Regions from separate parts of the Homo sapiens genome. Here region 2 is linked to region 1. A link is an interaction called in ENCODE POLR2A ChIA-PET data of the cell type or tissue named here. Cell type or tissue: PC-9. All regions are shown on one strand. Links, peaks and the distances in the headings refer to the core of each region. The heading gives the core; the rest is flanking DNA. Region 1 has its middle 30 kb from the start of CPOX. Region 2 overlaps LINC00973 (long intergenic non-protein coding RNA 973).

The links. Peaks named below come from ENCODE experiments on the same cell type or tissue, not always from the same donor. Only the 100,000 strongest peaks of a DNase experiment are listed, where the experiment ranks them.
Region 2: POLR2A ChIA-PET joins it to region 1 with 17 read pairs; 2 of 35 experiments call an interaction of 5 or more read pairs at or near these places.

The regions. Positions count from the first base shown.
Region 1 is chr3:98,561,402-98,566,786 of GRCh38, reverse strand. No RefSeq gene overlaps it. Among named protein-coding and RNA genes, the nearest start is that of CPOX, 30 kb to the left of the region's middle. RefSeq lists a silencer at 3,352-3,411 and an enhancer at 4,466-4,515. In PC-9, for the core only: no CTCF peak of the experiment used is centred there; DNase peaks (open chromatin) are centred at 1,286 and 2,956; H3K4me3 peaks cover 294 bases; H3K27ac peaks cover 1,499 bases.
Region 2 is chr3:98,968,558-98,973,942 of GRCh38, reverse strand. The region is part of intron 1 of LINC00973 (long intergenic non-protein coding RNA 973); the gene reads right to left. Among named protein-coding and RNA genes, the nearest start is that of LINC00973, 57 kb to the right of the region's middle. In PC-9, for the core only: no CTCF peak of the experiment used is centred there; a DNase peak (open chromatin) is centred at 2,652; H3K4me3 peaks cover 257 bases; H3K27ac peaks cover 3,317 bases.

The DNA.
Region 1 (5,385 bases), core at 267-5,266:
GTCCCAAATCTGCAGTTCATGCCTGCTGCCAGAATTCTCTCTTGCTCAGGAAGGTCAGTCTTTTGTTCTATTTAGAACATCCACTGACTGGATGAGGCCCACCCACTTTATAAAGGGCAAACTGCTTTCCTCAAAGTCCACTTATTTAAATGTTAGTCTCACCCAAAACACTCTTACAGAAACATCCAGAATAACGTTTGACCACATATCTGGGCACTATGGCCCCACCATGTTGACATAAAATTAATCACCATGCCACTAAAACCTGCAACTTGCCTTTAACCTCCACCTTGTCTTTCTTTTCCTTCCTACATGCACCCTTTCCATTTTCTCTAATTCCTGAAGCTTCAGTTATACTTCACTTTACTCCTTTTTTCTCACGCCTTCCGCTAAAGACACAGGATTCCCAAGGGGTCGTTAGGCCACGGGTTCCTATTTCCTGGGTTGGGTGAAATTCTTCTCCCTTCTGGTTGTTAACTACCGCTTTCAAATAAGTTCCTGGTCCATCTTGAGTGTCCCGCTTACATCTCCCCTAATGGCCCTTCCCCACCCTCTCCCTGTGCCCTACCCCTGGCTCTTTGTAAAAACTCCTTACATTGTTACAGGCCCATCGTGAACCATTTCTGCTAAAGGACTTTACGGTAGGAATTACCTTTGCTACATTAGGCCACGTTTTCTGGGTGCTGATGCAGCTGTATACAGGGTTACGTGAGTGCTTGTTTGAGTGTGTGTTATTGTCGTGAGAGTGGAGCAATAAAGACAGTCCCTGGGAAAAGTTTCCCAGGACCCAGTGGTCCAGTGTGTCTCTGCTACTAGAGGAAGAATGTGGTCCGCCACTCTACTTCTTGTTCCCTGAAGCCCAGACCACAGAGAGGGGTTGTGGGAATCAGTCTCTGCCTGGCAGGTTTTTGAAGCTTGTGAGGGGAAATAACTCTCTAGCTTTCTTTCAGATAGAAGAAAAAAAAAAAAAACAAAAATGAAATAAAAGTAAGACAAGTGGCTGTAACACAAAAAAACTTTATAGACAGAGATTCAAATATAAATCTGAATTGTTCACCCTTTTACTTTATAACCAGGCACCAGAGGACCCGTGAATGCATAATGATCATTTCTGAAATCTTTGGTAGTATTCCCATACAACCTGAGCCCATATTTCAGACCGGTCATAGCTGTGTGATTTAGGGGACGTCACACAGACTCTACTCTTAACTCCTCTGTAAAAGAGAATGAGTAATGTGTACCTCCAAAAATTACTGTGGGAAGTCAATAAAATAACATATGGGAAAGAGTTTTACAAGCTTTTAAGTGTTATGTGGACATTAGGTATTCAGGAAATCAGTTAAAGCCGCACTGAAGACATTAAAACAAACAATCAGATATTTGATACATAGAAAGCTGGGCAAATGACTGTTCAGCACTTTAAAGGTAGGAAGAAGAGGAGACTAGATCAGTCAGAGAGAAAGAGTTTAGTCATTTTCATATCATGATTCTTCCCTTCCCAGTGGAAAGTATATATGAGCATGTATGTTTATGTAATATAGATAGATGTGGCAGTAAATTGCCTTTCACTTTCTCTAGTCAAAATCAAAAATAATAATTTTTAAGCTAGGAAAATTCAGTAATTTGATGAGGGAATTTGGCTGGAAAAGTGAAAAACAATTCAAGGATAGGTATTTATAAATATATCAGAATATTATACATGTATTTTTGTATGCACATGTGTTTTATTTAGGAAGGAAATAACATGTTAACTTTTGCGTATCTTAATTTTTTATTCAGCATTGACTTCCCACCTGTTGTTTAACTTTTTCATTCTTTGTTTTTTTTTTTTTTTTTCCGTTGTGGTCAAGTGCGTATCGAAGACCACCTTAGCTTAGCTGAGAACGTTGTACTTGTGAAGCATTTGAATGTGGGCCACATCAAAGGTGAACAAAATAATTCATTTCCTGGCCCTGCTCAAGTATCCTCACCCTGAGAGTCTGCCCCTGTGGGCCACAACACTGCCACCCATAACAGTCACACCTCTCTTTAAACCCAGGTATATTTGGTATCTGTAACTCTCACCTGACTCTCACATAACAGTCAAATTATTTATCTCTTTGTAAACTTAAATTTACATTTATATGCTCCATCTCTCTTCACACCAGCTAGTGCTAATACCCAACACTGAGGGTGCCAGACAGTGTTCTAACATTACTTAAGTTAACTTAGTCAATATCTGAAATAACCCCGAGGAAGTTATTCTCATTGCATGCCTGAGAAAATTGAGGTGTGGAGGGTTGAAGTTTTTGCTCACCCCCACAGAGCCAAGTGCTGAGCAAAAGGTAGTCTGGGCTGGGTGCCGTGGCTCACACCTGCAATCCCAACACTTTGGGAGGCCAAGGCAGGCAGATCACTTGCGACCAGGAGTTTGAGACCAGCCTGGCCAACATGGTGAAACCCTGTTTAGTCTCTGCTAAAAATACAAAAGTTAGCCAGGTGTGGTGGCATGTGCCTGTAATCCCAGCTACTTGGGAGGCTGAGGCACGAGAATCACTTGAGCCTGGGAGGTGGAGGTTGCAGTGAGCTGAGATCACACAACTGCACTCCAGCCCGGGCGACAGAGAGGGACCCTGCCACAAAAAAAAAAAAAAAAAAAAAAAAAAAATAGTCTGGCCTCTGACATCACTCTCACCCAGAATTATGAAAGCTCAATAGGAATCAATACCTTGTCTCACAGTTTAGGTGCCTCCAGCCCCTAACCATTATTTGCATTCAAGAAAGGAACTGTAAATGTCTTATGGTTGTTACTCTTTGAAAACAAATCCTATAGTTATGGAAACAAACAAATAAAAAATGCTAGAGAACTTGTATTCTCCTAATACCATCTTTGATTAAGCTTTTACTGAGTTCAGAATTAAGGAATGTTAATGATACGAAAGCTTTTATAGCACTGATTTTTTTCAAAGTACCAACCTGTGGTTTGGTGACACAACTATAGAAACATGGATAGAAACTCCCTATTATGCAACAAACCACTTCCTGCATCTGTTTATTCATTTATTTGCAGTGTTTTAGCTAAACTCTTATCCACTTGTAGGGTCATATACTTGCAACTGTATCACTATATGTAGCATAAATATCACAAACTGCTGAAGAACATGGACTTGGTAGCTAGATTTTGAGGTTAGAATTCAATGTAATTCTGTATAAATAATACATACCTCAATAGGACAGTAGAAAAGATGACCTATGTTAACAAATGTAAAGCAATTAAAACAGTGCCAAGCACATAGTAAGTGCTTTATACATGTTTACTATTACTATTAAAACTCCAAAATTTCAGGAAATATACTTAGTTCAGCCTTCTGTAATCAGAAGTTTTGACTCAATTTAACCTGAGAGATAACAAAGTGAATGCCAGGCACGGTGGCTCACACCTGTAATCCCAGCACTTTGGGAGGCCGAGGCAGATGGATCATCTGAGGTCAGGAGTTTGAGACCAGGCTGGCCAACATGGTGAAACCCCATCTCTGCTAAAAATACAAAAATTAGCTGCGCTTGGTGGCACATGCCTGTCCCAGCTACTCAGGAGGCTGAGGCAAGAGAATCACTTGAACCTGGGAGGCAGAAGTTGCAGTGAGCAAAGATTGTGCCACTGCACTCCAGCCTGGGCGACAGAGCGAGACTCCACCTCAAGAAAAAAAAAAAGAAAGAAAGAAAAGAAGGAGGGAAAGAAAGAAAGAAAAAGAAGGAAAGAAAGAAAGAAAAGTGAAGCCTCTTTTCAGAGAACATCAGATCTTAGTTTTGGAAGGAAATCCAATTGTATGCTGCTCACACTTCTAATATACCTAAGAGGTAATAATAGTGATTCTGCTTGAACATTTCCAGTGATGGAGAACTTAACTACCCCTCAGAAAATTTCATTTTATAATTGGATAATTTAGTTATGAATAAACTTATATTTTATATTGAACAGAAATCTACCTTTCCGTAAATTCCACCTACTGGTTCCAGTGGTTAAATAGCAAAGCAGTGGTTTTTAAATTGTCTTGTGCAGAAATGTTTCAGAAGTTCTTAAAATGTTTGATCAAAATTTCATTTTTTTAAAAAGACATTTTTGAATCATTTGTTAAAACTGAAAAATTTAAAGGATGTGTAATATCCTTGGGAAGATTGCCTAACTTCTCCAATTCTCATCTTTTTCATCTACAAAATGAGTATAATTAGTAGATGAAAAATAAGTCTTCAATAAATGTTAACTGCATCTGTATAATTCTTATATTATTTGCATTTTGATACCAGCTATTAGAAGGCTTCCTTTAAAGCTCTGTGACTCAGAGGTCTTGTGGTTTCTCGCTGCAGACAATTCTCAGCTATCCTTTTCCTCAACTCAGTGGAGGATTTCTTTTGAGGGTTCAAACCCCCAACTTGGCCTTGTAATCAACTGAGCACAGGCTGACCTGGGTCTCCATCACTTCAAGGTAATCCACCAAGAGTGCTCACTCAACTCCCAGCCGCTACAGTTCCTGAAAATCTTCTAAGACAGGTGTTCAGATGCCCTGGCCTTGCTGTAATAGTAGTGGATGCTTTGGAAATCCACTGGAGCTGAGTTTTGCTAACACCAAGGTGCTGAGAGGTTTTCCACTGTGGTGTGATCCTGTGTAACTGCTGCCGACTGCATACCCTGCCATCCCTGCAGATTCTCAGCTTCCTGATTCTCTGATGGACCCTATGGCTTCAGAATAGGGAGAAATATGCCACAATAGAATTCTACTTTTGGGATAATTACCATCTTGTTAATCCAGCTTTGCAAAGGCTGAAGACTAGAGATTGGGTAGCTCTCAGTTCTCTATTCAGAAAACCAACGTATGTTTCTCCTGCCTACATACTCAGCTCCTCTGAGCAGGAGATAGTCAGGGAGAAGTCTGTCTGAGCTTGGCTCAAATGATATTCCCCTTTGGCTATGTGTCCTGTAGAGCTCTGTGGAGCATAATTTTGCTAGTTTTAAATATTATAAATGTAATACATTTTCATTGTAAGTTTTTTTTCAAACATTACTAGTATAAGTATACGGCATAAAATAAAAAGTTACATATCCCTACCACTATCTCACCCCCAGGTTTCACCACCCACTGATAGATCCTTATACATCTTTGAGGAAATTTCTCACTCTTATGCATATAACTATGCATAAATGTCTATTTTTATAAAAATATTGAAGGAGTCTTATAATAAATATATAAATATGTGCTTTATATACTTTAGTGTATTTTGGGCATTTTTCCATAGCAACACATTTAGGCTGCTTCCTTCTTTTTAATAAACACCTTATAATTTTATATTACATATTAAATATATATTAAAAGCTCTATAACATTTAATTAATATATTAAATGCTCTATA
Region 2 (5,385 bases), core at 192-5,191, 410 kb before region 1:
CTTCCCTGCTTCTAAAACTGTGAGAAATACATTTCTGTTCTTATTAATTAACCAGTTCTTGACCAGATCTTGGGCAAGTTACATAACCTCTCTGAGCCTCATCTTTCTCCATGGTAAAATAAAGATGTCAGTAATTTCTATACCAAGGGATTATTTTGAGGATTAAGTGGGCTGCTTTTGCTAAAGTGTTTAAAATGGTGACTAGTCCATAATAAGTATTAAAATGTTTTAGTTAATTAAATTGTAAAAATCCACATAGGTTAAGGCAAAAAAGTTTAAAACTTCAGTATGAATTGACTACTTATTGCTTTACAATCAATATTGACATTACATGTAGCCCATATTTGCCAACTGCTAATTATTTTGTAAAAAAGTCAACCTAGGCCGGGCGCGGTGGCTCACGCCTGTAATCCCAGAACTTTGGGAGGCCAAGACAGGTGGATCACGAGGTCAGAAGATCGAGACCATCCTGGCTAACACGGTGAAACCCCATCTCTACTAAAAATACAAAAAATTAGCCGGGCGTGGTGGCGGGCGCCTGTAGTCCCAGCTACTCGGGAGGCTGAGGCAGGAGAATGGTGTGAACCCAGGAGGCGGAGCTTGCAGTGAGCTGAGATCTAGCCACTGCACTCCAGCCTGGGCGACAGAGCGAGACTCCATCTCAAAAAAAAAAAAAAGTCAACCTAATCCTTAAAAAAAAAAAAAAAAACTGTTCTGTGAAAGAAATTAAATATGGCCCTTGGCACTCAGTCTTTTTGTTCCCCTTAACAGCACTTCCTTCTTTGCTACCTCTATTTTCAGCCTGGTTCTGCCTGCGTGGTGGTTCCCAGTACCTGCAGGCCTCCTTCATCATCCTACAGCTAAAAATGGCAGTGAAAAACTTATTACCCACATGTACAACTAAGTTTCAGAAGAATTCTCATTGGCCTAAATTGGGTCACATGATAATCCCTGAACCAATCACTGTGACCAGTGAACTGGATGTGTTGATTGGTCAAGCTCGGGTCACACAGACAAGGGGGAAGGAGAGTCCACCCCAGCCATACCACATAAACTGTGAAAGATTATATCTTAAGGAAAATGAAGGTGCTGTTATGAGAAGATGGAGTAACAAAGGCTAGAGACAAGACAATAAATCTTTGCTATAATGACGAATAATATTTTTGTGCCACAAAAAAAAATTTTACTGGGAAATAGAAAACTTCGTTTTCATACTTTGAAAGATAATGACAAACTGTCATTCCAAGGTTAAAAAACGCTAATAATTTTGTTCCTATGGAATTTTCCTTCTGCTAAACTATGTATTATAGTTTTCTTTCCTGTTAAGAAAAGATTCTTTTCATAAACAGAGCAGTTTTAATATGTATTTTTAAAATTTTTGTTTTGTTAACCATTTGCAGATCTTATTTGGAAATTACATTAACTTTGTTCCTTTTAGTTCTCTTATAAAGAAAAGTGAGATAATGAACACATACTCAAGGAAACAGAGAATGACGGACTTGTTGAAAGTGCAGTGAAACCAACCTCCCTCTCTCTCTCTCTCTGTGTGTGTGTGTGTGTGTGTGTGTGTTTAATATTTCCATGATGACTCCTGGGAAAGAACCTCTGGGATTTATATTCCCTTCCAATCCTTCCCTCCCCCAGAGTGAGATCATAGCTCATTCGGTCCTTTTGTGTTTTCTTTACATTGCCCTTCAAAACACATTTAATAATGCATCCAGAAAAACTAAAATTAGGGTAACTAGATGAAGAAAATTTATGTCAAAATTCATATTGGAGAACTGCTGCTTTTTATCTTCTTAAAATCAGAAGGAACCATGATCAAAAGCCACTTTTAATTTAATTTCTTAAAAATCTTAGTACATATACTTAATCAGAAGCCCAAATAAAAGTGATATCTGGAAACTCCCGATATTCTATTCTGTGGTTAATTTTGTCATGCTATGTTATCGGAATTTTTCTGTGCTCCTATAAAGTGCCACTCATCACATTTTAAAGTGTTTATCTTTTATGGTTGCTTACTTCATCCTTTTCCTAATTTGCTGAAATGATTTTTCTAAAGAATTACTTTAGATAAAATTTGGCATTTGCCTTACTCAAAAAATGTAGGCCATTTTATAAGCCATGGTGAATTCTTCACAGCACAAAACTGACATTACATATTAGCTTTGTGTAACGTTAACCTCAGGGACCATGAGATGTACTTAGTATTAATTTGCCCTTATTTCCCTGGCTACCTACTGAACGTGAATTCCCCCATGCTCAGTAGGCTGAGCCCACTCTGTGGGCTGTCCTTCTACTGACTTCCTCTACATCTTATTCTCAAGTGAGATGTAAGAATTTTTTAGCTCAGAGGTGTCAGTCCGCTGACTCTGACATGTGTGTGTTGTAACCCCTGCCATACATCATTCCACAGACAGGGTATAACAAACTGATATTTCTATGAATAGAGGAAAAAACCTCATATACAAAGTCCCCAAACCTCATTCAATTATGTGGGTGATTCAACCAAGCCCAATCTCCAAGTTCACATCTTGGAAAAAAAGGCCCATTATCTTTCTTTATGTTAGAGGACATTATGACTAAACATCATGCTCATCAATGATTATGCTTCTCTGATATGTCAAGAACCTCTGTCTCATAACCATTAGGAAATGTGTCATCTAGTAAATCACCCTAACTTCCTGGGGAGATGAAAGGATCAAAGTAAGAATAATAGTCTGTATGATTCATTGGCATGTAATTTAGAGAAGGTATATTGTTAGGATAATCATTTTTAGTGTTGGAAATCTTGCCTCACTTCTTCAAATTTCTTATTCTGAAATCGAAGTCCTTAGATCACTAGTAAGTTCTTCAACAGAGACTTAAAAATAATGGTGACATTTTCAAAAATTCTATTGCCATGTTCTCAAAGCACTTTTATTTGCAATAAAGGGCTAAAATGTGAAAGGTCATTCTAATGTATTCTTTTTTAAAATGAAGCATCAATGGAGATTTGATTTTTATTTATTTTTTATTATTATTTATTTATTTATTTATTTTTGAGACGGAGTCTCACTCTGTCACCCAGGCTAGAGTGCACTGGCGTGATCTCGGCTCACTGCAACCTCTGTCCCACCCAGGTTCAAGCTATTCTTCTGCCTCAGCCTCCCCAGTAGCTGGGACTACAGATGCACACCACCACACCTGGCTAATTTTTGTATTTTTAGTAGAGACAGGGTTTCACCATATTGGCCAGACTGGTCTCGAACTCCTGACCTCATGATCTGCCCGCCTTAGCCTCCCAAAGTGCTGGGATTACAGGCCTGAGCCACCATGCCTGGCGGAGATTTGATTTTTTATCACCATACAATTAATAACTTGGGTGCTACTGTGAAAACAAGCAATGTCTTTGAGTGTGCTAATAAGTCTCAGTAATAAGTTTTATGCAAAGGCAGCTAAAAAAATGGGAGTGTATGAATGCTGTAGGAAGTGAAGAGGAAAGAAATGAGAGGAAAATGAAGGGAAGGGAAAGGAGGAAATGGCAGTGAGAAGATGTAGATGTAGCCTACGTAAAATATCCTTGACAGGTTAAATAAGCAACTGTTCACAAAGGGAGTAAGTGCCTGACCCATCTACACAGAAAATGTGACAGAGTTCTCAGACCTCTGGATAGATGTGAGGAGCATTTTTCAGTTTAGACTAAAGGTAGAGGTTTCTCTAGTCCAAATCTAAGTATAATAAAACCTTCCCATTGCCATAATTCGAAACAAAAAACAGTCATACCTACTTAGCTTCCTTCCTGAATAACTCAATTCAAAAACCATTAGGTGGGGTCTTAGTGAGCTACTAGTCCATATGGGGTAGGAGAGAAGTGAGACTACAGTGGCCTACCACTGGGTAAGAGTCCCCATGAAGGGGTAGCAGTAGCTGAGCATAGGACCAGGAGATTAAGAACACAGGTTGAGGCCGGGTGCGGTGGCTCACGCCTGTAATCCCAGCACTTTGAGAGGTTGAGGTGGGCGGATCACGAGGTCAGGAGATCGAAACCATCCTGGCTAACACGGTGAATCGCCGTCTCTACTAAAAATACAAAAAATCAGCCGGGCATGGTGGCGGGCGCCTGCAGTCCCAGCTACTCGGGAGGCTGAGGCAGGAGAATGGTGTGAACCCAGGAGGCGGAGCTTGCAGTGAGCCGAGATCGTGCCACTGCACTCCAGCCTGGGCGACAGAGCGAGACTCCTTCTCAAAAAAATAAATAAATAAGTAAGAATACAGGTTGAGCACCCCAAATCCAAAAGTAAGAAATCTAAAATGCTCCAAAATTCTGAAGTTTTTAGTGTCAACATGATGCTCAAAAGAAATGCTCATTAGAGGATTTCAGATTTTGAATTTTCAGACTTCAGATGCTCACCTAGTAAGTATAATGCAAATATTTCACAATCCAAAAAAATCTGAAATCTGAAACACTTCTGGTCCCAGGCATTTTGAATAAGAGATACTCAACTTGTATATGAGCATAATGGGAACCAGCTTTCTCATTCTCATGAAAAAAGCAAAAACTGGAATGAATCCTGTGGTGTTGGATTGGATTTCAAGGTATTGATATGAACTCATAGTTTTTATCAATTGATAGATAAGTGCATAGATAGAATGATATCAAAATAGAGATAAAGAAATAAATATAAATATTGTGGTAGCCTGTCTCTAAAATGGTCCCCAGTTTTTCTTGCCTCGGAAGGTATTCAGACTTCTGTGTAGACACCTCCCATACTAAACAGTGTCAACCTGTGTAAGCAATAGTATACTGTGAAAATTACAAAGTGAGACTTTGAGACCAGGCCATAAAAGACATTCTGGCTTCTTCCTGGCTATCCTTCTGGGGGAAACCAGACACCATTTTATGAGATACTCAAGCAGCTCTATGGAGAGGTCAATGACATGAGGAAATGAGGCCTCTAGCCAATAACCAGCCCTAACTCTTCGGACATGTGAGTGAGCCACCTTGAACGTGGATCCCCCAGCCTCAGACAAGCCTTAGGCCACATCTTGACTGAAATTTTACGAGAGTCATGGAGCCAGAACCATGCCCTCTGAATTCTGGATAAAACTGCGAAGTAATTAATGTCCATTGTTTTAAGCACTAAATTTTGAGGTAGTTCTTTTTGTACCTCAAAAAAAAAATTTTGTACCTCAAGAAAAAATAGATAGTTAATGTACTGGTGAATGTATGTATGTATAAAAAACACTTGCCTACATATATTACCTAGCTCTATCCATTGACAGACTCTGGATACAATAACACTTCAAAACCAGAGAGCATACTGGTGCCAGATCTTGATTTCTAAAAACAATTCTTCACTAAAAGGAACCAGTGCTCCTCAGAGAAATGGCTAACTTCAGGGT